Regions from separate parts of the Homo sapiens genome. Here regions 2 and 3 are each linked to region 1. The links are chromatin loops, found by intact Hi-C in ENCODE. Cell type or tissue: dorsolateral prefrontal cortex. All regions are shown on one strand. Links, peaks and the distances in the headings refer to the core of each region. The heading gives the core; the rest is flanking DNA.

Region 1 (5,000 bases), core at 1-5,000:
GACAGACTCTGAAAGGGACAGAATACCACCCATCGTCAGCTCATGCCTGCCTACCCTGGACGGAGACACGGTGTCCGCATCACCAAGGGAGGGCCCCGGACGTTGTGGGAGGCCCCTCTGAGCCTTCCCTCTCAGGGAGGCTGCACAGCAGCAACTCTCCACTATCCATACCTCCTCCTCTGACCTCGGCACTGGTGAGTGGAGGAAGGCAATGGCTGCAAGTCAGATACAGAAGCAGCATCGACGACGGCTTGAGGACCTCTGAAACCAAGGCCCACTGCTCTGTGCCCTCCCTGCCCACTGCAGGGCCCTGAAGTTCTCTGGACAAGGTGTCTGTGACCCTAACACGTAGTTCTGCCGAACCTGAATTTCTGTAGGTGGGGAGAGGGAATATGACAAGTTCCTTAAATACGGCTTAAGAAACACTGATTGCTCTAGTTCTCCTGCAGTCTGAAGGATCCAAATGCCGTCTGACCACCCCTAGCATCTGGGAGCGCATCACCCCTCAGGTCAGCTTCTTGATGCCACAGAATTTTCACCTTGGGGAAGCTGTCTTTACTGATTTTTTTAAAGTGTTAAGCCTAAATCTATCTCCTTGTAACTTCAGTCCACCTGACCTAATTCTGCCTTCTGGAGCCCCCAGCCATCTCTCCACCCCTCCATCCCCACCTGGAAACACTTCTACTTTCTCTCCTGCCATTGACCCTTAAGACATCTGCAGCAGGCTGGCCTGTCTCTACTCAGCTCCAAACTGGATTCCTCAAACTTGACACTGGATTTGGGTAACCTCTGCCTGGTGGTGTGAGGCAGTGCACACGCCCCAGGAGCAGGACTCCACTCAGGGCCTCCCGCTGTGCACACCAGGCTGTACTCCACACACCCACGCTCCGACCCCCGCCATTTCACACACTTAGCTGCTAAGCCAGGCCTCAGTTTGGCTCCTGTGTGATGGATTTTTGAACCTCGGGGGCCCTCTCCGCCTGCGCCCATCGCCTCCCATGGCTCCAGCAGGTTGTTCTGGCTGTAGAGGAGATGCAGAGTATTGATTCTATCATTCAGCACGTCAGCTCACCCTAATGACTCTGCATCATCTGCAAATTTGATAAGCATGCCTCTGATGTCTTTATCAAGCCATGGTTCTGCTGCTTGCTGAGCTAGAGGGCTGCAGCCCACCAGGGGACTCCTCCTGGGTCGACACAGAGCCATTCCCTTATCACACTGGGGACTTCTGGTGCTCCAGCGGTTGTGAGCCCACCTGCCTCCTGGGGCTCTTCCCAACCTCTGTCCCAGCAGCAGCGGAACCTCTTCTTCCCAGCAGAAACAGGTGACGCCCTGCATGTGACAGACGGTGGAGGGGCTGCTCTGATAGAGGCCAGGAAGGTGTTTCCTCTCTTGGCCCCCTGCCCCAGACAGCATCACAGAGCTGAATCAGAAACCCCACCATCTGATCACATGCCCAAGGCTGACTCACAAAGCTGGGCCCAGCCCCAAAGAGGGCCACAGAGATGGGACTGTGCCTCCGTCCCCAGGCCAGCTCTCTCCTGTTGATCGACGTGCATGACATAGGCAGGCAGGGGATGGAGCGCCTGCGGCCAGAGATATGGAGAGGCTCTGGGTCCCAGAAGAAGTGGCTGCCCTTCTTCACTAGAAGACAGTCAAGAGATGTGTGTGGCGATGTCTGTATGTGAGATGAAGCATCACTGTATGAGGGAGAGGAGCTCTGCCAAGCTACCTTCTACCACCTTAGCCACCAACTCACTGGATACAGCCCAGGAGCATCCCTCTCCCTGGGGACCTGCCTGCTCCAAAAGGACAACTCCAAAGCCGGTGACACCACAGCATTTTCTGCAATAACGGAGCTTCTGCGGGAAGCTCCTGCTTCTAGAGGCAGTTCCTGCTTTTGGACAGAGAAGGCAGTGCTGCTAGAACCACGAGGTCCTCAGGTGATGGCCTACAGACGGTGCAAAGATCCACCTTTGTCTGAAGTAAAGCTGGGAATGAACGGCATTCCAAAAAATGGCAGGAAATTCTTTGAAATCTGAGCGATGACACAAGAAATGGAGGCGGAGCACATGGTTTTGGCTTTGGAGAGGAATACAGACTCAAGAAGGCAGCAAGATCTGTGACCCACCGCTTCCTAGGTCCTCCTGGCTGGCCTGGGCCAGGGCTCTGCGGCGAAAGAGCCTGCCACTAGCTCCGGCTCAGAACCGCATTCCCCGCCACCGCCACGGCTGGGCAGTAGAGGGCGCTGCGTCACCGCGCTCCCAGAGGCCCGATCCACGCCACACAAAGACCGCACTGGACGTGGTTCTCAGGTTTATGGTTAAGGCTACCTGAGAAAAGAGTAGCAAGATGCAGACTTGCTATTACACGATATGATATCACCTATGTAAAAAGTACACAAGAAAAAGACTTGAGGGAAATATAACAAAAGGTTATAAGCATCTGCTCGTGGGAAATGGAATTCCTGTTTTTTCATACTTTCTACATTCTGCCAATTTTCTACAAGCCTGGATTACTCTCGCCATAGGAAAAGACCCGCGCAGTGCTCAGGGACCAGGGAGTAGTCTGGAGGGGTTGCCAGGGACGCATTTATGGTGAAACTGAATTCGTGCCTGGATTCAGGTAGGCGCTGGGGAGCTCCTCGGAGGCTCACCACATGCCCTCACCACCACACGGGCTCGAGATGCCCCGGAAGCGCTCACAGAAGAAGACCCAGCACAGGCCCAGCCCAGGAGCCTCTGGGAGGGCTTCCCGGGAGAGAAGTCCTCTGCGCTGAGACCTGTCAAACACACCTCATGTGCAGGGAGCACCGGGAGCAAAGGCGCAGAAGCCAGGGGAGGAGGAGGCTGCCAGCGCACGTTAATGTCTGGGGCTCTGGCTGGGAAAGGGAAGACAGGAAATCCCGGAGCTGGTGTGCAGCCCTGCAGGCCCCACTGAGGGGCCTGCCTTACCCTATAGGCTCCTGGTAGACCCCCAGCACTCGGAGCACAAGCCCCAGCCACTGCTCCCCACCAGAGGGGAGGTGATCAGATTCCTCCTCTGGAGAGTGTAGAGACCTGAAGCCTCAAGGAATAAAACAGCATACTCATCCTTTCCTAGGTCTTCAATGGAAAATTTGAATGAATAATCAACATTTCATTTTAAAATAAATCAAAGATACTGGATAGGAAAACAACACACAAAAAAACCCCACAAAAACCAAAAAACCCTGATGGATGAGGCTTACATAGGTGTGCATCCTACCTGTAAATTACCGCACAGGAGAACTTGGGACAGACAAATGGCTTTTACTTGGAAGCACTAATGAACATTCAATTATCCTGTTGCATATTGGCTGACTTAACTCAGCCAAATTAGAATACATTTTATATTGACTATTTTGACATTTGTTTTATTTGGCAAGTAAAACAAAACTGATCCGATTTCCTTGCAGCCATTGTAAACCATAAACTGTACAGCAGAGGTGATAAAATACATAAGCCTTATAAACATCTGGTTCTGACGCACTACCCTCCAAACCCACCAGGCTGCCGGTGGCTCGGTGTTCTCGGCTGTCTTGCTTCAGGTGCAAGTGACTTTGCTCTCACAGTCACCAGCAGGCTTCTGAGAGCTCTCTCTGCTTTATCTGAGAGAACTGGTGTTCTTTCTTTAACCACAGAAAGTCAAAACCTGCCTGAGGTGGTGCCCATTTCTGGGCCCTTCTAGACCACATGATGTCAGCAGGGAGCAGCTGTAACAACTTCAGGGCAACTGCTCCTGTGGGGGCTTTCCAGCCTCTGCAAGGAGCCCACACTTGAGCTGCTCCAAGTACAAGTGATGGGCCTCAGCACAGGTGATGGAGGACCCCGACACACAGGTGATGGACTTAGCTGACTCCCCAGCACAGGTGACACACCTGATATAGCCTTGAGCACAGGAGACAGTGACCCTCAGCAGTGCCCTCCAGGGCGGAGCTGACAGCGCTCTGGCTCAGAAGTGAGGAACAAGTGCTGATGGGCAGTGCGAACCTCACACTCTTGAACCCAACAGAGACTCAACTGTTCACCCTGCAACTCTGGGAGGCTTATTAGAGATTCCTATCTTTTTATGCCAAATGAAACTGAAAACTACTTCTAAAGTTTCAGGCAATTCCAGGGGTAGTTAAGTTTAAATACCACTCTTGGTTTGTGAAACTGTCATGAGAAGGACCAGATTGTCTTTATAGGGGGATGTCCCAGAGGACAGAGTCCTCAGGGCTTTGGAGCCTCATTACAGCACATTCTTCCAAGTGAGACGGAGGCTTGGCACAGAGGAACAGAGTACAGAGAGCTGGTGGTATGTCCCGGAGGGCAGGCTGTATTGTGGATGGCCCAGGAAGACCTACTGGTGACTCTTCTGTCCGGTTCCTGACAGATTTTGTTCATCTCTATTCACCCACGTGGAAGCTTGGAGATCCATTCTCATTTACGTTATGTCAATCCCTAAGTGTTGCTGCCTCACCGTTCTTGTTTTATTTACTTTTGCAATCCCTTTCTCAAGCTTAATCCATCAGTGCTGTTTGTTCCTTGCCCTTAGTTTACTCCTAGTGATGCACAGGATTTTTATTTGACAGGATTCTTTTTGCAGAAAGTGTAGAGACTGTTACTACCTCTGTTATGACTGAAATCAGTTGCAGAGCAAACAGTTGGCTCACCCAAGTTTCTTTGCGGAGACAATTGTTAAAACTAGCATTTCCTGAAAAACTCCTCACTATTCTCTCATACCCAAACTACCCATTTCTTACTTTATAGCTCATTGGAAAAAGAAATTATATGAAAATGAAGAATATAAGAACTCACCTACCCTCCTGGGTTTCAAATGAGTTGCTGGCCAAGACAGAGAAGGAATTTGACCTTAAGGCCAGTGATCCCAACCCCATGGCTATACAGCACGTGTCTGTGTGTAGCTAGCAGCTCTTTTGAATAGGGAGCCAATTTTAAGTTGCATAATCTGCAATTTTAGAAGCCTGCAGAACACGC
Region 2 (10,556 bases), core at 3,119-8,118, 510 kb after region 1:
GCTCTTCTTTTTATGTTTAAGAATAAAAAGTATTATATCTATCACAATTATGGTAGCCAATAAATAACTTACATCAAAAAGCTTTAGTAGACCTGGACAGATTTAGTGGATGAAAAAGGAAACTAGTATAAAAACCAAAAGTTCGTTGTAGCGCTAAAAGCTCCAGGTGTACTGAGTACCTATAATTTCCAAGGGGTGAAAGAAAATGCAAGTTTAAATTCTGTGGTAGTTTGTCACTTCCTTTGGGTTATTTGGAATAATAAATCCTTAGGGTCAAAACACCAATACTTCAAAATTTGTATATCAATTGTGTGCTACTTACACATCTGAATTCTGTAAACTGTATACATAAACAGTATGTGAAAATAGGTTTCTCTATCATGTGTACATTCTTAAATAACATAGTATTAATTAGCTTACAGGTATGTCTTATCACACATACATGCAGGCTACTGCACATTTTATCATTTATATCCTTAAGCCAGTTAACACAAATCTGTAAGCCCCAAAGGTCACAATGCTGTGCCAAATCTAGGTGGATGTATAAACACAAACTTCTTAAGTTCTAACACAATTAAATCTTAGAGAATCAAAATTTTCTCTGAATTATATGATGAATCCCAACCCAGTGACTTTTTTGAGGAGACTGACACCTACCCAAAATCACGACCCATTCTGCCTGTTTAAATGAGAATATTCCTCAGTCTGAAAAATTATTTATAGAGATTTTTTACTACCCTTGTATACTGCAATGTTATTTCCTTTCCCACACACTAGCAAAGTCCATTTTCACAACTGCTATAAAGCGGCATGTTCACAGCTAGTAAAACAACTCAATAAATAGCCTCACGAAGCTATAGCTGTCTCATATCCTTTCCTCAATAAAAACAGAGGTGAACTGCTTATTTTCAGCAGCACACTATAAGAAGACAGAAGCATTATGACTGCTCATACATTCTGACTATCATTTGCCACAAGCTATATCTGTCAGCATTAAATAAAGCTGCATTATAAATGTAAACAAAACACCCACATCTACAAAATGAGCTGTCCGCCATGGCTGTAGGCATGAATTGAACCCACTTATTGACTCAGGTTGCTCTTTTTATTTATTCTTCTACAAAGACATGCATTTACTTTACCCTACAAGCACACTAGGTTTCAGAAAAGCAACTAGTCTTGTGCTAGAGCAAAAAAAACAGGCACATGTTAACAAATGCATATCTTAATAGGAATAACATTATGTGGGCAAACAGAGACCAACTGTTAAAAAATGGATTTATTTTAAAAGGTTATCCTAGATCAAAACATTAAATCATAAATCTATGGACTCAGTTCTCTAAGTATATATTTATAAACTACAACAAAGTAATTTACTGTCGAAAACAACAGAACTTTATTTTCAAATATTTAATGGAAGTGAGTATTTAATGAATGCTGCTCACACAGTTGTCCCACCTTCTATGGCTTGGGTATTCACTGACAAAGTAAATAAGTGAATATTCAGGATATCCAATCATGCAGGGTATAAAATTAATTCAAGCTGCCAACAAAAAATAGTTTCTGTAAAAAATATACTATTTACAAAATGCCTTTTGTACTTTTTCAAGTGTTTTATGCTTTGTGCAACTATATGTAGCCATGGTGATATATAATAGAAACAGGTAACAAAAACTGTGAGCTTAAAAACATTTTGCCAGCTTTACTTTTTTTTTTTAATCTGAGGAGTTAATAGATCACTCTGAACCTACTGCAGTAAGTTTGTATCTCACTTAGAATGTTTTGAAAAAGTAAGGAGGAGGCCCTTTCTCTTTATTATTGTTCTATGATAAGCCATAATGCTAGGGAAGTGCACATCTGAAATACAGATACACTGGATTCCTAAGCGTGAATGTTCTAACAGGTGTGCTGCACATCAAGATTTTCATCTATTTTCAGGCTTATTCTGAAAAGGACCATCAACATGCCAAATCATGACAAATGAAGGTATGTTTTGAAGACATTCATTACAGACAGAGCCAGAGTATACATATAAGCCACCAATGCACATGCATTACAATAAAAATGAAATACAGCATTCTTTCAAACAATCACATGGGGCTCTTCTGTGTATTTGATCAAATAATTTCTCAATTAGTTTTCTCCACTAAACACTGATTGCTTTGGCCTCGTGTAGCCTGGGCAGCCAGAAGCCACTGGATAGATTTCCAGATGACAGAAGATCTGAAGATATGCACAGCCCAGTAGTACTCCAAAGAGTTTAGCCTTTATTCATCACCTGTTGAGCAACTCAAGAACCCCTAAGAAGTCTGAAAGTTTATACCTTTGTCTCTAAGTGCAAAAGAGTCCACAGATTAAAGTCTCGATTTTAAAAGCAAGAAGTAAAATGCAACAGTTAAAATATTAACATATACTGTCACAACTTATTCTTATGTAGGACATCATTCCCTATGAAAGGGAAAGCATAAATGTTCTTTGCTTCTCACTATTGGTATAGACTGATATTAATTATTACTGCTTTTCCTCTCTAAAATAAGCTTGTTAACAAGAACTACAGGATTGCTTACAGCTGCTATCCATTGGGTAGGTTGCACCATTGTTTATGATGTTTACAGAAAAAAGGGAAATCAGTACAAAGAAATAGTATGGAGTAATTAATGTATTGTAGTGTAGTAATTTCCACTTTCTACCTCCATTTAAATAAAATAAAGCTCTGTAATGCTAGCGTAAATCAGGGGGAGCCACAGGGGAGCACAGCGAGGCAAAGACATTAAAGCCAAACCAAAGCCCTTCTTCACCCAAGCTACTATTATTATTACTTGTGCAAAGCAAATATTCAGCCTCCAAACCTAAATCATTTCAATTCCTATTTCCAAGTATAATTTAATCTCTTTCAGCGACACTTGATGCTTACTTCATCACAGCATAATGACAGATTAAAAAGTTGTTGAATTAAATATTAAAGAGGACTTCAGGCAGTTCTGCATTTTTAAGGAATAACACAGATTGGGGATGAAATGAGAAGCCCAAATGCATATTTTATACCAAAAGGAAAGAATACATATATTTTTCCTTCAGGCCACCTACTTTGTAATAAAACACAGGGCAGGTTTTATTTAGTGCATAAAAATGTGAAATAGTATCATAAGCTTCATATCACTATAATCTGGCACCATACAGTGATGTCAAAGCTAATGATACCATGTAAGAATATGATTTTTTTGGTGGGTATCTTATTTAAATATTTTTAAAATAAATATATTCATAATTTATCACTTCTGCTTTCTGATTTTAAAAATTAACTTATTTTGGAAATTTATCTCAGAGATAAAAATCTCACAGATGATAGCATCAAAAGCAAACCATTATGTAAATGATATTACGATACAAACTGTTCTGAATGGGTAGAAAAAAAGTTGAGCCATAGTTGTAAATACAGTTCCAATTAAAATGCTGATTGAGGCCAGGAGTGGTGGCTCATGCCTCTAATCCCAGCACTTTGGGAGGCCTTGGTGGGCAAATCACTTGAAGTCAGGAGTTGGAGATCAGCCTGACCAACATAGTGAAACCTCATCTCTACTAAAAAAAATACAAAAATTAGCCGGGCATGGTGGTAAGTGCCTGTAATCCCAGCTACTCGGGAGGCCGGGGCAGGAGAATTGCTTGAATCTGGGAGACAGAGGTTGCAGTGAGCCGAGATCACGCCAATGCATCCAGCCTTGGGGACAGAGTGAGACTCCGTCTCAAAAAAATTAATAAAATAAAATAAAATGCTGATTGAACAGGTAGGCCTAATTTCGGAAGCTCCCTTTACATACGGGTAAAATTAAAGATGAAATGCACATAATAGTAGTCCCTTAACTCTTAAATAGAATAGAAACAGAGTCAAAATACAAAATTCTGGGACTACATACTTAGGATATGTACAGATAATGATACATAGATACACATGGTTAAAATTCCAAGGGCTCATGGTTAAATGGCTAAATTTGGTATATGTTTTTAACTTTGTCATTTTTAAAGAATAGAGATGTTTTTCCTAAGGCTTAAAAGAAAACAAACTTTTGAATTTTTCTTTCATTGTGAGTTCAAGCAACGTAGTAGGAGAAAAAATTAACTCTATAAACATTTTATTCTATTTGTGTAACATCACATTGCAATCTTTTGTACATCCATACATTTTTACACAATGGCTGTAAGTACCTAAGTACTTTCCTCTCTGCTTTTTCATTTCATTTTCCTGTTACCAATACTGTCCATTTGACTGAACCTCACGGAACTGCCATTTTCTAAGTCACAAATGGTCAGATATCAACTTCTAATGATTTGGCATTCATTTTAGATAGTTGCATCTTTATATATTTCACTTGAGAAAATAAACGGTTATCTATAATAATAAATTGTAAGTACTTAAAAGTGACTTCTAAAATATGTATTATATGGGAAAGATCAATGTTTTCCTTATAGGCCAAGGAAGCAAATGTCATTTGTTTTTGAAAATAGTTCATTTTTGGAACCAGTGCATAGTACAAACGTCAGAAAAGAGTAAACATTTTTAAAGTAATACATGTTATCTATTTCATACATAGAAAGAAAGAAAAAGATAAAGGTACTAGACTGGTTTCTTCAGAAATTATGACTTTGGCTAGGACAGAGCTAAATGTTATCATGGTTGGCAACTACACATGGCCTTGAAAGGATGGCCTAGTTCCTTTTGGAAAAATTTTCAGTGTGATTGCTCCTGGCCAAATTTGACAGGATTTACTCATTAAATGCTGTGCACACAATCCTTTATTTTAAAGAAAAGCACAAAATATTACCATGGAACTGTTTTGTTAATCTAAAAAGGGGCAAGGCTTCTTTTTTTAATCTTTTCAAATCTCAGTGCTCTGTTGTTCTGCTGGCTCTGATATTTGGCTAGTCATTCCTTGCAAACATACAATTCTACTCCCACACAATTAGATGCATACACTACATTGTAGAAATACTGCACAATAATCTTTGCTGATATTCTTTAAAAGTATAAAAAGAATAGAGAAAGCACATTTATCCTCCCCACCATCCCCAATATTTCTTGACTAGAGCCAAGTCACTGGGGGTGGGATGGGGGAAGGCAGTGGTGACAACAGCAATCTTTCTATGGTGTCCGTATTTAAATCCTGGAAAGAGCAATAATTTTGGTTTTCTGGAATGTTTTCCAACCAGTAATAATGAGGTAATAATTTCCCATCACCTAGGACATAGTAGGTACTCAAAAAATGTTTGTACATTTAAATTCCCTGTGGAATTCCCTTTGGAATTCAGTCTCCCGTTGAAAAACACAACCATTAAGTTAGGATACTTCAGAGCCAATTACCGTGGGAAAACCTCCCAGATGATGTTTCATACTTATGGTGAAGGCTTAGTTATTTTTTTCTCAACCACCATTGTTTTGAAGCTGGTTGGGAATTTTTTCCTATCTGTTGAAAATGTTCACATGGTGGTTATGCAGTCCTCCTCTGAGAAACCGGAGTCGGCAGCAGCCCAGATGTTTGAAATCAAGAAAATGCATCCTCTACCATCGCCAGGCCTCAAATCAAGTTTCTGGTTTGGATTGGAAAAGCACTAACTTTGGGACCACGGAGAGGTTCTGACTTGCAGTGGGTGCTGACCCCAGGGCACAAGGTCGGCGGGCAACGCGCGTTCTCTCGGCCGCAGCCGGCTAAGGTCAGCTGCTACAGCGGGGCGCAGCCGGGGCCGCCGGCGCGGGGGACCGCTCAGGGCGCTCTGCCCCGCGGCTTTCGGGGCGCGCCGGGCAGCGCGAGCGCGGGCGGGCGTCGGGCGCGCCCATTGTTCTCGCAGCGCGGAGCCGCGGAGCGGCGGACGGCGATCCGGCTCCCCCTCCCGCGTTCGCGCCGGGAGGCCCCGCGGCCCGGCCCCGCTCCCCGCCGCGGCGCGCCCCCGCCCTGCTGGCTGACAGCGAATTCTCACCGCCCTGACTGCATAATTAATGTAAATGGAGCAGCCTCCGTGTCATGTGCGGGCTCTTTGGGTTTACTTTTGTGCGACACTTACACAGGAATATTAACTAGAGAAAGCAGCATCACAACAGGGGTGGAAAATCAGCCTGTCAGGGACTCATTGCAAATGCCACTGAGAGCGGAGCGGCTTCAAGATTGTTTCATCAAGGTGACTGAGAACAAAAACTACTGAGGAAAGAAAATTCGAGCTTAAACCGAGCTCCCATACATCCATTATTTATCGTTCTAGATCCTTTAGGAACGAGATTTCTAACACATCTTTATGCAGAACTCGGGACCGGAGGAAAGGGGCGAGGCCGCTGCGTGTGTGCACTGCCAAGCGAGCCGTGGCTCGGCCCGTGCGTGTGCAAGCGCCCCTGCTCCCCACGTGTGCAGACGCCCTTCAACAGCCCACAGCCAGAGAGGGAAAGGCCCGGACCAGGAGACAGCTCTCCACGGGTCAGTGAGTTATTCCAAGAAACCACGGGGATGTGGGCGAACCCACACTTAACTGAAATTAAGGCCTACGTTCCTGGGGATGCTAAGAGCCTTGCAATAAGGTGTCTGGTGTATAGGGCTGTTATCCACTTCCAAATTACGTTAAGGCCATTTTATTGTAATACGTGGTCACTGACTTTTCCCTTTCATAACCTGCTGTGGGTGAGAATACCTAAAAGTCAAAAGAGTAAATTCCCAAAGCATATTTTACACCCAAAAATGTACATTTTTGGAAAAACATTTTCACTTCATACTCATAATCATCCAGAATATTCCATATTGGATGTGTCCTCTTTTCCAAAGGAGCTGAAAAGGTGACTTCCCAAATCTGAATGCAGCCTGACCTAAATTAGCACCCAATCCTGCTTACACTTTCCAGTCCAGACTACTATATTGGCCTGCCATAAAAATTATTTTAAAAATTAAGAATTTATATCTCAAATATAAACAGTTACTAGAATTCATTTAGACTGAAACAGGGCATTATAAATTTATGAACAAATTAATTACCAGTTTCATTAATGCTGTTTTTATAATGAGTAAGTAATCAAGTCCAAAACTTTACTAAGTTTGTACCCAATCTAGGAGAGGAAATACATTAGAAAACAAACGGCCAAAAAAAAAAAAAGAAATATCAAATCGTATCCCTCCCAAAAAAATGCCATCAAGTGAGAGCATCTGTTTCTGGTAAAGCATGTATGCCGCCTCTCCTCTCCTACAGCAGAGTGACTTAATCCTGAATGTTCTCAAGGAATTCCTCCATACAAAGGGTCAATTGTATGCTACAGAATAACCTTACACGTATTTGTCTACTAAATGATTGAGAGCTAAATCCATCTGCATGTCTTTACTGGCTTAATTAAATATAGGTACAATAACTGAAAATAATTCAGTACACTACACGACAGAAGAGATCAAAATGGACATGCCGATCAAAAGGTTTACTTTAGACAGGAAGCAGCCCGTCAGACCATTATTACAAATTAAAGGTATTATATTCAAGTCATTTTTAATCTCTTAAAAATGAATAACCCACATTAAATCATTTTTCTCCACAGAGGTAACATTTCTTTTACGTCTAAATGCACATATTCCTCACCATGCTTCAGTTCTTTTACTAGTAGTAGAAGTCTATCTATTACACTTATCATGTAAGTCAACATTCACACCAAGTTTGGATTCCTCTCTCTTTACATGATATAACTGATTCATCACACATTTGCACTTAAGAAATGAGAATTCACAAGCTGATTATGCACAGTAATCTATCTCCTGAATCTCATTTTACTGCAGTAAAATTCTTATTGGCATTTTGTAGTTAATAACTTCTATATTAACAAATGCTGCTTTATGTCCAGACACTATGCTTGATAAACATGAGATAAATTTACCCTTACTTTCTAATAACAACTAAATTAGCTTTCTAATTCTGGAACTTTTTACTTTTAAGAACTTAAAATCTCATGTATATCAATTTTACTGTTTTTAAAAAGATACCAAATTTAGGATCAATACACAAAAAACAAAAATACACAGAAAAGTCCCTTGAGATACTGATGTGAAACCTGCAGCTCACTGATTCTGTTCTTGATAATATGTTGTTAAACTGGCAAACATGCTGACCTTGTGTGCAAAGGCAGAATTGTGCATACGCAACATAAAGTTAAAAAACAGCTTCAAAATGTCTGTTTAAAACTGTAGGCTACAAAACCTTAAAATACAGTCAGCATTCCATAGTTTATTTTAAATTGGCAACCACAATTTAACAAGCTATTCTAACAAATGATTAGCATAGCGTGTGCTTTTCTTTAGCCATCAATTATGACACAGGGTAATGCAGGGCACAACTTAAGTGTCAAATTACAATATGCTATACAAAACCACTTTGCAACACAGCTTTCTGTTTGCTTAGCAATTACTACAGAGCACACTGCTTTTCATGAAAGGAATTGGTCAGAACTGTTTATAAGAATTGCCACAAATGTTTATATATTTATATTATAAAGAATTAGTTGACAATTTCATAAAATTTCTCTTCAACAATTTAATAAAATGGCTGGGTTATTTATCTTGTGTTGGTTGAAAGCTGTGCATACAACCAAAATGGTCTGGGTTGTCTTCTTCTTAAAATGAGATTCTTCCATGATATGTGACAAAAGTAGAATAGTATTTTTCCAAGACCAAAGTATGAAAAGCCTTTTTACTAATTTGTCCACCAAAAAAATTAAAAACTTTTATTATATGAACTGCTGTATAGTGAAAATCTAAATTAGTGAAGTCTATAATCATTCTGAAGACAGAGTAATGTCTCTTTAAAATCTTCAATAAGGCAAACATGGATTTAAATGCAAAATAAAAAAATTTTTCAGAAATGTTGTTCAAGTTGTAATTTTCACACAGCAGTCACTATCTCAATACTTGATCTATCAGTGGTAAAAATGAATAAAGGTTATCTGTCTTAATTGTAGGACCATCCATTAATTCATAAAACTCTTATGTGAATAAATACTTAATGAGAAAAGGGAAAAAATACACAAAACAGTTTTTATGCTGGTTTTTTCCGTTCTGCTGCTGTCCTTTCTCCTGCATTTGCCTAAAGGCTCTCAGTAAATTACACTCCCAGTAAATGACTGTAATTTACCCGTTGAATTCCCTTGTTCAGGAAAAGCACAAAAACACATTCCAGCATTTCCACAGCTCAAATTTACCATTCGGGATGTCAAGAACAATCCATGGGCAGTAATTTGAAACTGTTTGAACCTTCAAATGAGGGAAATTAGAAATGTTTTGAGAACTAAGATTTTCAGTGAGGAGATAAAAACCTGATAAAAATCTCTTAACTGTTGTGTTCCTTTCTTCCCCCTCCCATATCAGAGGCAGAGGCCTATATAAACTATTCCACAGTGGGTTTTGAGACAGTGCTATAGAATATAGCATTAACAAAATAAGTCAAATTTACATTTTCTAGAATAGTTTTTAATGATAATATACACTACATTAATGTCACACTTAATATTAAAAACATAGATCCTGCTATACACTTTTTAATCACAACTGTTTCCCCATGCACTATCTACCCATCACTCAAAATAACTTCCTCCAGTACAACTTACATGAGCAAAGTTGCAAAGACTCAGGGCCCCAGGGATACCTAGCAGTCACTATTAACATTATTTTTATAAACAAGAACAAAGACTTTCTGTTTAGTTACATTTCAATACAGAGAAATCCCATGTACAAAGAAATGTAAACATTTACATGGGCCAAACCTAAATGGTATCATTTAATATTTTAATATTTAACACAGGCCAACATATAGAATAAACCAGCACAATCCCCAATGTAAACACTTATTGCTGTAAAACTAACACACACACACACACACACATCCCCTACAGTTAAGAACGTTCAATAACCAAAACAGCCTATTTCACTCTGTCTAAAGGCAGGTTTTCATATGGCAAAATGGTTATAAATCCTCATTATCCTAAATAAAATTACAGCACTTTAAACATTTCCAGGGAGAACATTCTCTCTTCTAAACAACTACCTTCGCGAGTAATAGGAAGCAATATGGTTGCACTTGTGTCACAGTTGGAAGCCTTTTTAAACTGTCGCCCTGCTAGCAAACTGATTCTACATATTAAAATGAATGTGTTGCTTATTTCAAGGGGAAAAATCATTTATAAAATCAAGACCATTATTAGGATATTGTGACTTACTTCCTCTTTAAAGTGAACCAGAAGTACAGACGGGAATAATCTATATATGTACATATAACTTCACTCTCTACCAATTTGGTCTTACAAGAAAAGATATTCTTGAAAAAAGAGGCTTTGCATATTTAGCATTTAATAACCTAAATAGCCTATTGCCCTAAATATTTATGATCACAAACCATAAAGGAAAGAAAAACTAAATTTCCTTTCTAGGACAAAAGGTGAAGTCATTACAAATATCTCCAACTATATGACAGACCTTTATAAAAACAATACTATGTATGTATTTTTATCTACTTTATCTGACAAATGCATCCTTTTCCCAAGAGTTGTGCTGGTA
Region 3 (10,556 bases), core at 915-5,914, 170 kb after region 1:
TGTCCTAATCTCCTCTTCTTATAAAGTCTCCACTTATACTGGATTAGGGTCCACCCTAGTGATTTCATTTCAACCTTATCACCTCTTTAAAGACCTTATCTCCAGATGCGATCACACTCTAAGACACTGGGGGTTAGGACATCAACATATGCATCTTGCGGGGATACAAGGCAGTCTGTTACGATAAGGAAATGCGTATGAAATGCTTAGAGCAGTACCCAGCACAGAGTAAGCACTCAATAAATGTCAGCTAGGGTTGTTATTCTAACTACCACCACTGCCATCTGCCTGGCCTCGGTCACACTATTTCCCTCCAGACCCTAAGGGAATGCTCTGGATCCCCAGGCCTCCTTTTAGACTGTCTCCTCGGCTTGCAGGGTCTAAACCTGTTCCCCATCTACCCAGATCCCTCCTGTGTTAGGAAGCCCAGCTCCTTTACAACCAGGCTGCCAAGTCCCCTTGGTTCCCGTCCCCTGCTTCTGGGGCTCTGTTTAGCGAGTATTCTGGCCTGCTGTGTATGAGAAGCTTGGACTTTTTTTGACCTGAGACTTTGTTTTGTTTTTCAATATGGAAATGGGGGATTTTTTTCTAATTATAAAAATAATTCGTGTTCAGTTTATAAAACCCAGACAGTACAGAAGGTTGATGAAGAAAGTGGAAATCACCTAGATTTAATGACTTTTAGCATTTTGGTTGCTGTCTTTCTGGAATTTGTCCTATGTGTGTACGTATATATATGTTTTTCTTGATTCTGGGACAACACTGACTGGGGGATGCATCACTGATTTAATTACACGGCTCTTTTGGAGAAAAGAACTATGCATTAAACATATCCATTAATTGCAATGCACATCCTGATTTTAGAAATGTTCAAATGTTAAAAAATGTGCATCTTAGAATAAAGAAAATATATGCATGTATTATCTATGTTTTTCAAAATGGAAATCTCTATGAATACTGTTATATGACCTATTTTTTTAAAAATCTGAATAACAAAGTGTAGCCATCTTTCCACATCAATAAAGGAACGCTCTTGCCACCAGTTTTAATAGATACATAATGTTCCACTGGACTGATATATCATAATGCATTTATTCCTCACTGAAGGGCATGAAATCTTTATTATTAGTCTGATGCAAACACCTTTATAGACCCTCGTCCTTGTTTTTCTTGGATAAATTCCTTAAATCAGCACTTCCGGCCAGGAGAGTGGAAGTTCTTTGCCCAGAGTTGACTGTCACCAGCTCACATGCTCCCCAAGGATAGGACCTGCCGCTGAACCACCTGTGGATGCACCCGCGCGGGCCCTGTCACTGAGCCGGGTACAAAATAAGGCTCTGGGAATGATTGACATGTATCGATTTTTTAGTAATAACAAGTCAGGAGACGGATCCTGCATGAATAGTCTGCCGGGAACTGAGATGTGTGATTAACTCAAGTTTCTGAACCTCGGATCAAAAAATTAAAAAGCACAGTTTTGGGAGTCAGGGTGGTCTCAAATCCCAGCACTGCTACTCAGTGTGTGATGTACTGTCCCGAGCCTCAGTTTCCCCATCTCTACAAGATCATGAACGTCCTTGGCAGGCCTGTGTGGCTGGGTGTCTGCCTCAGCTCCTTGCAGTATCTAGGAGGAGAGAAAACCTTGGCAAGGTCCTCCCAGGCACCAATTCCCTAAGAGTGCTTATGCCTGGGGAGACCTTGAGTGTAAATTGAGGAGCATGGGGGCACCTGAGGGCTCCAGGGCCTCTGAGAACAAAAGCGAGAACATCTGTGCCTCCACGAGCTCTGGGCGCCATCTGTGAGCTTGGCCCCGAGTGGCACAGACCACTGGAAGCCCACAGCGAGGGCAGGGGGACAGGTCCTCTGTGCTTTCTAATAATAAGATGATAAGATGAGGAATCACAGCTGCCATTTGCTGAGTACTCCTTATGTGCCAGGCACCTACCAAGTGCTTTATATTCATTTTCTTACTTCATCCTCATTGCAAGGTAGAAATTACAGCCCACTTTACAGAGGACAAAACCTGGACTCAGAGAGCAGCTGGACCAAGATCTTGGCTCTGTGCACTTCTCCCCACTGCCATCTCTCACCTGGATGTGGGTAACAGCTTGTACTCCCCACCCCATCACTCAGTCCTTCTCCACTCTGCAGCCAGAGTGGGCTTTTGAAATCACCAAGCTGAGTATGACATTCCCATGCTTACACTCTTCTTCAGCGAGCCTCTCCCTGGTGCTGTTGGGAGGAAAAAAGTCCCAAGTACTAAATAATCCCAAGCCCTAAACTTTGGATCCTGCCTGGAGCTCCTGGTTCTCCAATCCTTCTGGCTTTACTCACGCCCCTCACCTTTGGTGCTGGGTTCTAAGCACACTGGCTTTCTCTCAGTTTCCACAATATGCTAGTTCTCTCCTGCCTCAGGGCCTTTGCACAGCTCTTCCCACCCTGTGAGCAACTTCATCACTACTCACCCTTTCAAGTTCAGCTTAGAGTCAAGTTCCTCTCAAGGAAGCCTTCCCTGCCATTCCAACCCCAGGTTAAGCCCCACTGCCCTGTTCTGTAACCGTATGACACTTGCCATCATTAGGGTGAATCAAAGGATCTTGCGTGAATACTCTGCCAGTGGTTGACCATTTTAGACCTACACCAATGTCAGTTTTCTATGGTGTAACCTGATAAATATTTGTTGTGTTATCTCTTCAGTGTTGGGCCCCCTGACATTTAGGAGAGGCAACTGTCTGTTGCTCACCATAATTTCAACCTAGCATCATACACCGACACAGATTACAGCCTCGATACTGTGATGGGTGAACTAATGATTACATTGCAGGTCAGGATTAAACCCCAGTCTCTCTGGGAGAGTTTAAACAACTTCGCACCAAGTCTACACTAACATGGGGGCCGCCTGCCTACCACGTGTCACCAGCCATGGGTTGCAAAGACAGGCCATGGTGCCAGCCCTGCTGGATGGACAGCAATGGCACACAGTAGCAGGCTCCAGCTGTCACACAGTCTGACCCAGTTCTCCAGGACTGTGTTCGGTTTCACTGGGAAGTGGCCAAATGGCAGTCCGGCTCAACTAGATGGAGGGACCCAAGATTTGGGGCCAGACCTCCTCCCCACCGGCCGGGTGTTCCAGCCTCATGGCCTGTGCACTGTGCACCTGAGGCCACATGGTGGCAGTGTTGGAACCGACTGGGCTCTGGAGGAGTTGAACGAAGCCTCAGCCTCACTCCGCAAGATGCCCTTAGAGGCCGCGTCGCTGCATGTGCACACTGTGTGCACAAAAGGGTGTGCGCGCAGGATGGGCTGCAAGTGTGCATTGTGTCAGCGTGTGTAGGTGCCTGTGTGTTTGTGTGTGTGGGGGATATCTGGGGTGTATGTGTGCATAGGCCTAAACATGCACTTGTATTTCTGCGTGTGGGTGTGTGTGGGTGCCCTCACGCATCTGTGTTTATCAGTGACTCTATGCAGGTGTCCATGTGTGTGTGTATGTAACTGTCTGCTTTGTAAGAATGCCTTCGGTGCAAAAGTGTTTTCATGCCGCTGGTTTGTGCATGTGAGGTGTGTTTCTGTGTGTGTGTGTGTCCGTCCATTGAACCTCTGGTGCAGTGAAGGGAGAGTCAGTGGTTGAGCGCGTGTGTATATCTGGGTATCAGGATACACTGAGGGCTTGGCCTCCCTCCGCTGGCCTTGCCTCTCCCACCATCATGTGTATGGACAGCTGTTCTGATTCGCTCCCCAGCCCCCAGCCTCGGGCTCCAGCAGGTGTAGATCCCCTTAAGGTGTCCTGCTCCTCCTCCTGTCCTTCCTGCCATGCCTCCACCCCACCAAGCACCAGCTCCTGCAGGTTCAGATCTTTACCCAGATGTACCTGCAGGGCTCCAAGTGTGTGTTGCAGGGCCGGGGGGCAGGGCTGGAAAATCACCTCTTGACCCCCGTGCCGTGGTGGAACCAAAGCCCCACTCTAGCACCTGCCTCTGGTAGTCTTTCGTCTGCCCGCAGGATGAAGCTCTCCTCTCTGGGGAAGGTGCACCCTTATGGCTAGGGGCCCCGGTGGGTCCTAAAAGGGCAGACTTCACTGCTTGGCCAGGTCTCCTGTCCTCAGACTAGAGGACCCTAAAGATGGGGCTCTGTGTCTCCCTCTGCCCTCAGGGTGGAACCATGGCTCAGATTTTATCGCCCAGTCCTAGAGAGAATGTGGGGACCCTGTCCTTCTCCAGGCCCTGCCTCTTGCCCTGTGCTGGCATCTTGCAGCATGGGGTCCAGCACCCTCCCAGCCCGCCCCTCCCCCTGCCAGGCAAGAACCTGGAGTGCCATGTCTGGCCATGTCTGGCCACCCTTCACCCCGTGATTATTAATAATTGGGTATTAGGTGAGAGGCGACTATTGATTCCAGCGCGGGCAGCTCCAGGTCGGGGTAATTTATGGAAACACTGGCGTCCCTGGTGATAAATAATGAGGTGATCACAGAGATGGGTCACTAGTGAGTGGCCTCCATCGGCTGCCCTGTCCACTAACACACAGGCTCGTAAATGGAGGGAGAGATGGAGAGAGACCAGGCCGGCTTGTAAAGACAAAGGACGCGTTGATGATGAGAGGCGCCAGGGATACGGGGAAAGCAGAAGCACGAGTCAGCGGGGTCCACGCGGTGGGGGCTGGTGGGAAAGGGACAGGAAGACACAGAGAGGACAGAAGGACAGACAAGGACACAGAGCAAAAGACAGGGCAGGGGAGGGAGAAGAACAGGGAGGCAGACATAGAGTGACACACAGGGGCAGGGAGAGCTAGACAAAGCCAGAGAGGATGAGCAGCAGGGAGCGGCAGAGCTGGGCAGGGCAGGGACAGTGGTGGGCACACTCAGGGGCAGAGACAAAGGGAGACGGGCCTCGGGAGTGCCGAGTGCCTACTAAGTGCCGGCTCTGCTCTGTGTTCTCATAGCATTGGCTCATGTTATCGTCCTGACAGCCTCGAGGCAGTGATTCAGAGTATGGACTCCGGAGCCAGACTGCCTGGGTTCAAATCCCAGCTCTTCCCCTGGCCCTGGCTGCATTGCCTTAGGCAGGTCACTTCTCCTCCTGGTCTCCAGCTGCCCTCATCTGGAACATGGCGCCAACACGATACCTATGCCAATCATGGTTGTGAGGGTTAAACAGGTCCATGTCTGTGTACTTGGGGATCAGTGCCTGGTACTAGTGGGTGCTATACAAGTGTGTGCTATTGTTTTCCCTGGTTCTAGTCAATTTCCTGCAATTGCATTTGATTTGACTCTCTTCTGTTCCATAGGGTGTCTAGTTTACAACGCATGAGCCAGAGAAAATGAGATGAGGGACGACGGGTGGCTTTGGGGAGACACCCTGCAAGAGGAAAGGTTTGACTTGAGTGTGGAGGTGGAATTCGAGGAAACGGCATATTCCAGATGGTGGGAACAGCTTATGCAACAGCATCACAGAATTTCCAGGTTGCAAGGACCCTCGAAGGCCCAGTGTGTCCAGCAATGCCTGGATTCCCTCTGTAATTTCTCCCCGCAGGGTTCACCCAGTTGGCCATCTCCAGGGATGGGAAACTCACTCATCCTTGCAGAACTCTAACTCCGAGAAGGTCCTTCCTCAGAATCAGCCTTTATGTGCTACCCCCCAGCTCCCTCTACTCCCCCCTCCAATCAGCCCTGCAGAGGTGGGCAGTCAGCAACAGGGAGCTCTTCGCAGCCCCCTCCTGCCCCCAGCATCAGGTGCAGCCCCTCTCGGCTGCTCCCGATGCTTCTCCTTGGTCAGCCAGCCTGGCCCCTCCAGCTTCAGGCAGCTCCTCGGCTGGCTGCTCTCCTGGGCTGCTCTCACAGAGGCAAAACCAGCCACCTGGGCTGTTCACTTCACCCTAGACCCAGTGCTCAAACTCTGCTGCCCAGAGCCCCGGGGTTCTTGGAGAGTGCTGGGGGCTGCCCCAGGGCTGAGGGGGTGACTCCTCTCCCTTCCAACTCTGTGATCTGTTCCAGGTAGAAAAAAACCATGAACCCTGCTAGTCTGTAGGCTGTGGAGGCTGCTGCCCAGATGGGAGGCAGCCTAGAACAGCGGCACATCCTGGGTTGGTGCTCTGGCCCTGCTGCTCATCGACCAGGTGACCATGCACAGGTGCTGCAACCTGCGGGAGCCCCACTTTCGTCCTGTGTCACAGAGCCTGCAAGGAAAGTGCTTAGCAGCAGAGGAAAAGCCCCTTTAGTGGCCCCTCCCTCTCCCCCCACCATGGCCCCTTTTCCCACACACCCTGGGTAGCCTGAGACTCTCTCCTTTCCGTGTCTAGGACTCAAATATGAGAGCCCCTATGGGTCCTGGACACATTGCCTTGACACGACCGGGCTCCTCTCTCCTTGCCTGGGCTCTGGACCCAGCGGAGCTCTCTTGCTCACACTCTGTGGGACCTGCGAAGGTGCCACCTCTACCTTCGTGCACAAGGAAGTGAAATACAGCTGAACAGGATGGAGCCTGGGGCACTCCGTGGAGATCCCACCCCCACCCACCCGTGGACATTGGCTGTAGTCGTGGGGTTATTTGCTTGTGTCTTTGTCCATCCCACATTTCCCCATCTTGCCTGAGCATGTCCTGGGGATCTCACCATGCACTTCACAGGACCCTAGATCCCATCTTACAGCCTCACTTCTCTGACCTGTTGGGCTGGTCACCCTGTGGACAAGGACATGGACCAATCTGATGTGGTCTTTTCTTTTCTTGTTTTTTTGTTTTTTTGTTTTTTTGTTTTTTTTGAGACAGAGTCTTGCTCTGTTGCCCAGGCTAGAGTGCAGTGGCATGATCTTGGCTCACTGCAACATCCACCTCCCGGGTTCAAGTGATTTTCCTGTCTCAGTCTCCCCAATAGCTGGGATTACAGGCAACTGCCACCACGCCCGGCTAATTTTTGTATTTTTAGCAGAGACGGGGTTTTGCCATGTTGGCCAGGCCGGTCTCGAACTCCTGACCTCAAGTCATCCTCCCACCTCGGCCTCCCAAAGTTCTGGGATTACAGGCATGAGCCTGATGTGGCCTTTTCCTAGCAACCCCATTGCTCTCCTGGATTTACCACTTCTTCTTTTTAGATGCTCTTAGAACATCCCTTTATAGTCCATTCTAGATTTTTTTTAGACAAGGTCTTGCTCTGTCACCCAGGCTGGAGTGCAGTGATACAATCTGGGCTCACTGCAGCCTCAACCTTCTGAGCTTAAGCAATCCTCCCATTTCAGCCTTCCAAGTAGCTGGGACTACGGGCATGCACCACCATGCTTGGCTAATTTTTCATTTTTTTTTTGTAGACAAGAAGTCTCGCTATATTGTCCAGGCTCATCTCAAACTACTGGGCTCAAGTGATCCTCCCACCTTGGCCTCCCAAAATGTCGGGATTACAGGCATGAACCACTGCACCTGGCCTCATTCTGGAGTCTTAACTGAGCTAGTGAAACTCATACAATACTATTATTACTGAGCAGGGCAGTTAACTCGTTTTTGCCGTTGTTGTTTTCCCACCTTATGGGTCTCCAAGGACACAGTAGAGGATGGGTGGCTGAGCCAGTGTATGTGTGAGGGTGGGGAAGGAGGTGGAGGGAATTATGTGCGGAATAAGGAGTGGATACTAGCTGTTGGCAGAAAAGCGTTGAACACCAGGTTAACGAGCCTGGGTTTATTTTGTGAGTAGTGGAGACCCACAGAAGCCTTCTGAGGTTATGCTTGAGCAGCTGGAGGATTACCCTGATGGTGGGTGTTAGATGGATGGGATTGGGGGAGTGTGGAGGCAGGAAGACCTGCGAAGGGTCTGGGGAACCAGCCTGGGGGGATGGAGGGAAGGCCAGCATAGCACAGTGGGGAAGGTGGAGAGGAGAGGAAAGGTTTGAAGCCAGTTTGCAGGCAGGCCTAGCTGAATTTGAGTTGACTGCATGGGTTTGGGGTGGGGGAAGGAGAAACCAGATCTGATCGCTGGTTTGGGACCCCATTAATGGAGGAGTGGTGCTGCCACTCCTAAGGGGTGAAGGCAGCTTGGCTGAGGGTCAAGGCCAAGAGGCAGATGGGCAATTCAGTGGTGACTGTGTGGAGTTGGAGGAGCCTGGGAGATATTGTGTTCGGGAGGCCCCTGAACATGACTGATGCTCAGAAGTGTGGTCTGGCCAGAGATAGAGTCAGGGTGGGCAGGCAGGCCTGGGGGTCAGAACCACCAGAGAGAATGGGGTGCCTGGAAGAGCCAGTGTGCCTGCCCAGCATTGCTTCACCCCTGCATGGTGATGCTGGGCCTTCGTGGCTGCTTCTTCCATCAGACTGGGAAGACTGGGAGCTCCTCAGGGCAGAGATCACTGTCTGCACCCAGCCCAGAGCTCCGGTGCCAGCACACAGCCTGGCACCTGGCGAGTGTAGGTCCCTGGGGAAGGCAAGGAGGATGCAGCATGGAGCTAAGGAAGGCACAGAAGGGCAGGAGGAGGAGACCTCCCGGACCAGGTGCAGCCCATCAGAGCCTCTGGGGAGTGGGGGCACAGCAGAAGGCTGTGGTTTTTGGGGAAGCAATGGGAATGGATACCCACTGGCACCCACACGGGCTTCCATCTCACACTGTTCCCTCACCAGCCCTGCAAGGTGGATTCTGTGACTGCTTTCACAGATGAGGGACGGGGCCAGGATTGGAGCCCAGATCTTCAAGGAAAACACATCTTTTGCTAAGGAGAAGAGCATGGACCCAGTTGGACCGCCCCTACTCTGGGCCCTGGCCTTCCCAAAGCCCCCCACCCTTCTGACTCCGAGGTGAACCCTCTGGGTCTCCAGTGCCCCTCCTGGCTTCTTACATAGCATGCTCCTCTCAGGGTCTTGTCCCTTGTCCTCCCAAGGCCACACGGCTGGTGGTGGAGGCAAGGTTCACATCAGGTCTGTGTCGCGAGGCTGCCAGGCCCTGCGCTGCGGCGCCTTCCACAGGACAGAGTTTCCACGCTAACCCCTGGGTGCTCTGCTTAGGGTTCCCGGGCGAGACCTCCCCTGCGCCCCTCCGCTCCCCACCAGCAAGCCCCCTGCGCCGCACTGTGTTCCAGCCCTGGGCCCTCTCACGGACACGGTTGGTTTAAGGGTCTGTCTCCCCGTCCCGGGCCCAGGGGGCTCCTTGAGAGGGAGCGGGGTGGACCCATCTGTATCCTCTGGGCAGGGCCTGGCACAGGGGAGGAACCAGGGCCACGTGAGTTGAAAGAAGGAACCCACAGGGGAGACGGGGGCGAGAGGTGTCCCCCTCCAGGGCCCTGCCGGGCGCGCTGAGCTCCTCCCATCCAGGGTCCGCCCCAGGCTGTGCAGAGCCAGCGGGGTAGGGGGCGGGGGGCTTCGCTCCCGACCTCCAACCACAGGGAGAATAAAAGTTTGTGAAATATTAGTTTAATAAGACATGCGACTACTGTTAAGGATCCGAGCGGTCCTTATTTATTATTCATGCGGCTGCGTGATTTAGGGGCGAGCGGGTCCGCGGAGGCTCGGCTCGGCAGCCTCTCCCCTCGCTGCTTCCCCTTCCTACCGCTCCCCACCTCCTCGCCCCCTACACCTGCCCGCACGCGCAGACGCATCTTCCTGCCCGGCCCTGGGGTCTAGGGTGGGGCTGCGGCCACGCCTCCTACACCCCTTCTGGGCCCTGCGGCGGCACTGGAATCTCCTAATACCAGGAAGAAGGTCCGGGTGCAGAGGCCTCTCCCTAGCTCTGTGGCCAACCCTGATTGGGGGTCCATCTTTTGCTCCATCACTTCCTTCTGTCTTCCTTCCCTCCTCTTTCCCCGGTCGGGAACCTCAGAAAGTAAGGAGAATGGAATCTCAGGTGGGTGCAGTTCAGTGGACAGATTGGGAGAGTTGGGAGGGGAAGGGGCTATGCCTGCCCCAACTTGCCGCGTGACCCTAGGCAGACTCCTTGCCTTCTGTGGCTCTCAGGGACCTCTCTAAAACTAAAGGTTGGAGTGAATCCCCTGAAAGTTCCTCAGCTTTTTAAAGGGGGTTGGGGAGGAAGTAAAATGTCCATATAGTGAAATGTACAGATCTTACCTATACAAGGCTTGAATATTGATCAATGTACACATCCGTGAAATCAACACCCCAATCAGGATACAGAGTTTTCCCTACCCCATTAGCTTTCTTCTTGCGCCCTTGAAGGCAGGAAGCTCCCTCTCATACTCCCAAAGGCAACCACTGCTCTGAGAGCCTTTGCCGTACATTAGTTTTGCTTGTTCTTGAACTTCATATCAATTAAATCATACAGACATGTACTGTTTTTATCCGCAGTCTGTTCATGTTATTGCTGAATAATACTCCACTGTATGACTGTCACAGATCCATTCTTGCCTGCTGATAAGCATGCGGGGTTGTTTCAGTGTTTGGCTATCATGAATAATAATAGCTTCTGTGAATATTTGTATGGGGGTCTTTTTGCCTCTGAGTAAATACTTAGGAGTGAAATTTCTAGCTCACATGATAAGCTTATATTTGGTTCTGAAAGCAACTTTCAAACGATTTTCCAAAAGGTTATATTTAGACTCTCACTGGCTAAGTTAGTTTTCTAGTTGCTCCACATCC

What was found. Hi-C counts contacts between places; a loop is a spot of excess contacts. Peaks named below come from ENCODE experiments on the same cell type or tissue, not always from the same donor. Only the 100,000 strongest peaks of a DNase experiment are listed, where the experiment ranks them.
Region 2: it touches region 1 in a loop (2.4-fold over the local background); 2 of 110 quality-filtered maps call a loop at or near these places.
Region 3: it touches region 1 in a loop (5-fold over the local background); 11 of 110 quality-filtered maps call a loop at or near these places.

Annotation. Positions count from the first base shown.
Region 1 is chr9:126,395,908-126,400,907 of GRCh38, reverse strand. All of the region lies in intron 6 of MVB12B (multivesicular body subunit 12B), which reads right to left. Among named protein-coding and RNA genes, the nearest start is that of NRON, 12 kb to the left of the region's middle. RefSeq lists a silencer at 2,280-2,339. In dorsolateral prefrontal cortex, for the core only: CTCF peaks have their summits at 2,035 and 2,234 (motif pointing right); DNase peaks (open chromatin) are centred at 1,487 and 2,227; H3K27ac peaks cover 5,000 bases.
Region 2 is chr9:125,885,128-125,895,683 of GRCh38, reverse strand. All of the region lies in intron 2 of PBX3 (PBX homeobox 3), which reads right to left. Among named protein-coding and RNA genes, the nearest start is that of PBX3, 140 kb to the right of the region's middle. RefSeq lists a silencer at 5,733-5,952. In dorsolateral prefrontal cortex, for the core only: no CTCF peak of the experiment used is centred there; DNase peaks (open chromatin) are centred at 5,683, 5,953 and 6,403; H3K4me3 peaks cover 1,568 bases; H3K27ac peaks cover 2,048 bases.
Region 3 is chr9:126,221,664-126,232,219 of GRCh38, reverse strand. LOC105376275 (a long non-coding RNA gene) reads left to right here. Exons shown (of 3, transcript XR_930357.1): 2 at 5,281-5,455; 3 at 5,987-6,131. Among named protein-coding and RNA genes, the nearest start is that of MVB12B, 100 kb to the left of the region's middle. RefSeq lists a silencer at 3,060-3,139. In dorsolateral prefrontal cortex, for the core only: CTCF peaks have their summits at 2,965 and 3,165 (motif pointing right); DNase peaks (open chromatin) are centred at 3,179 and 4,565.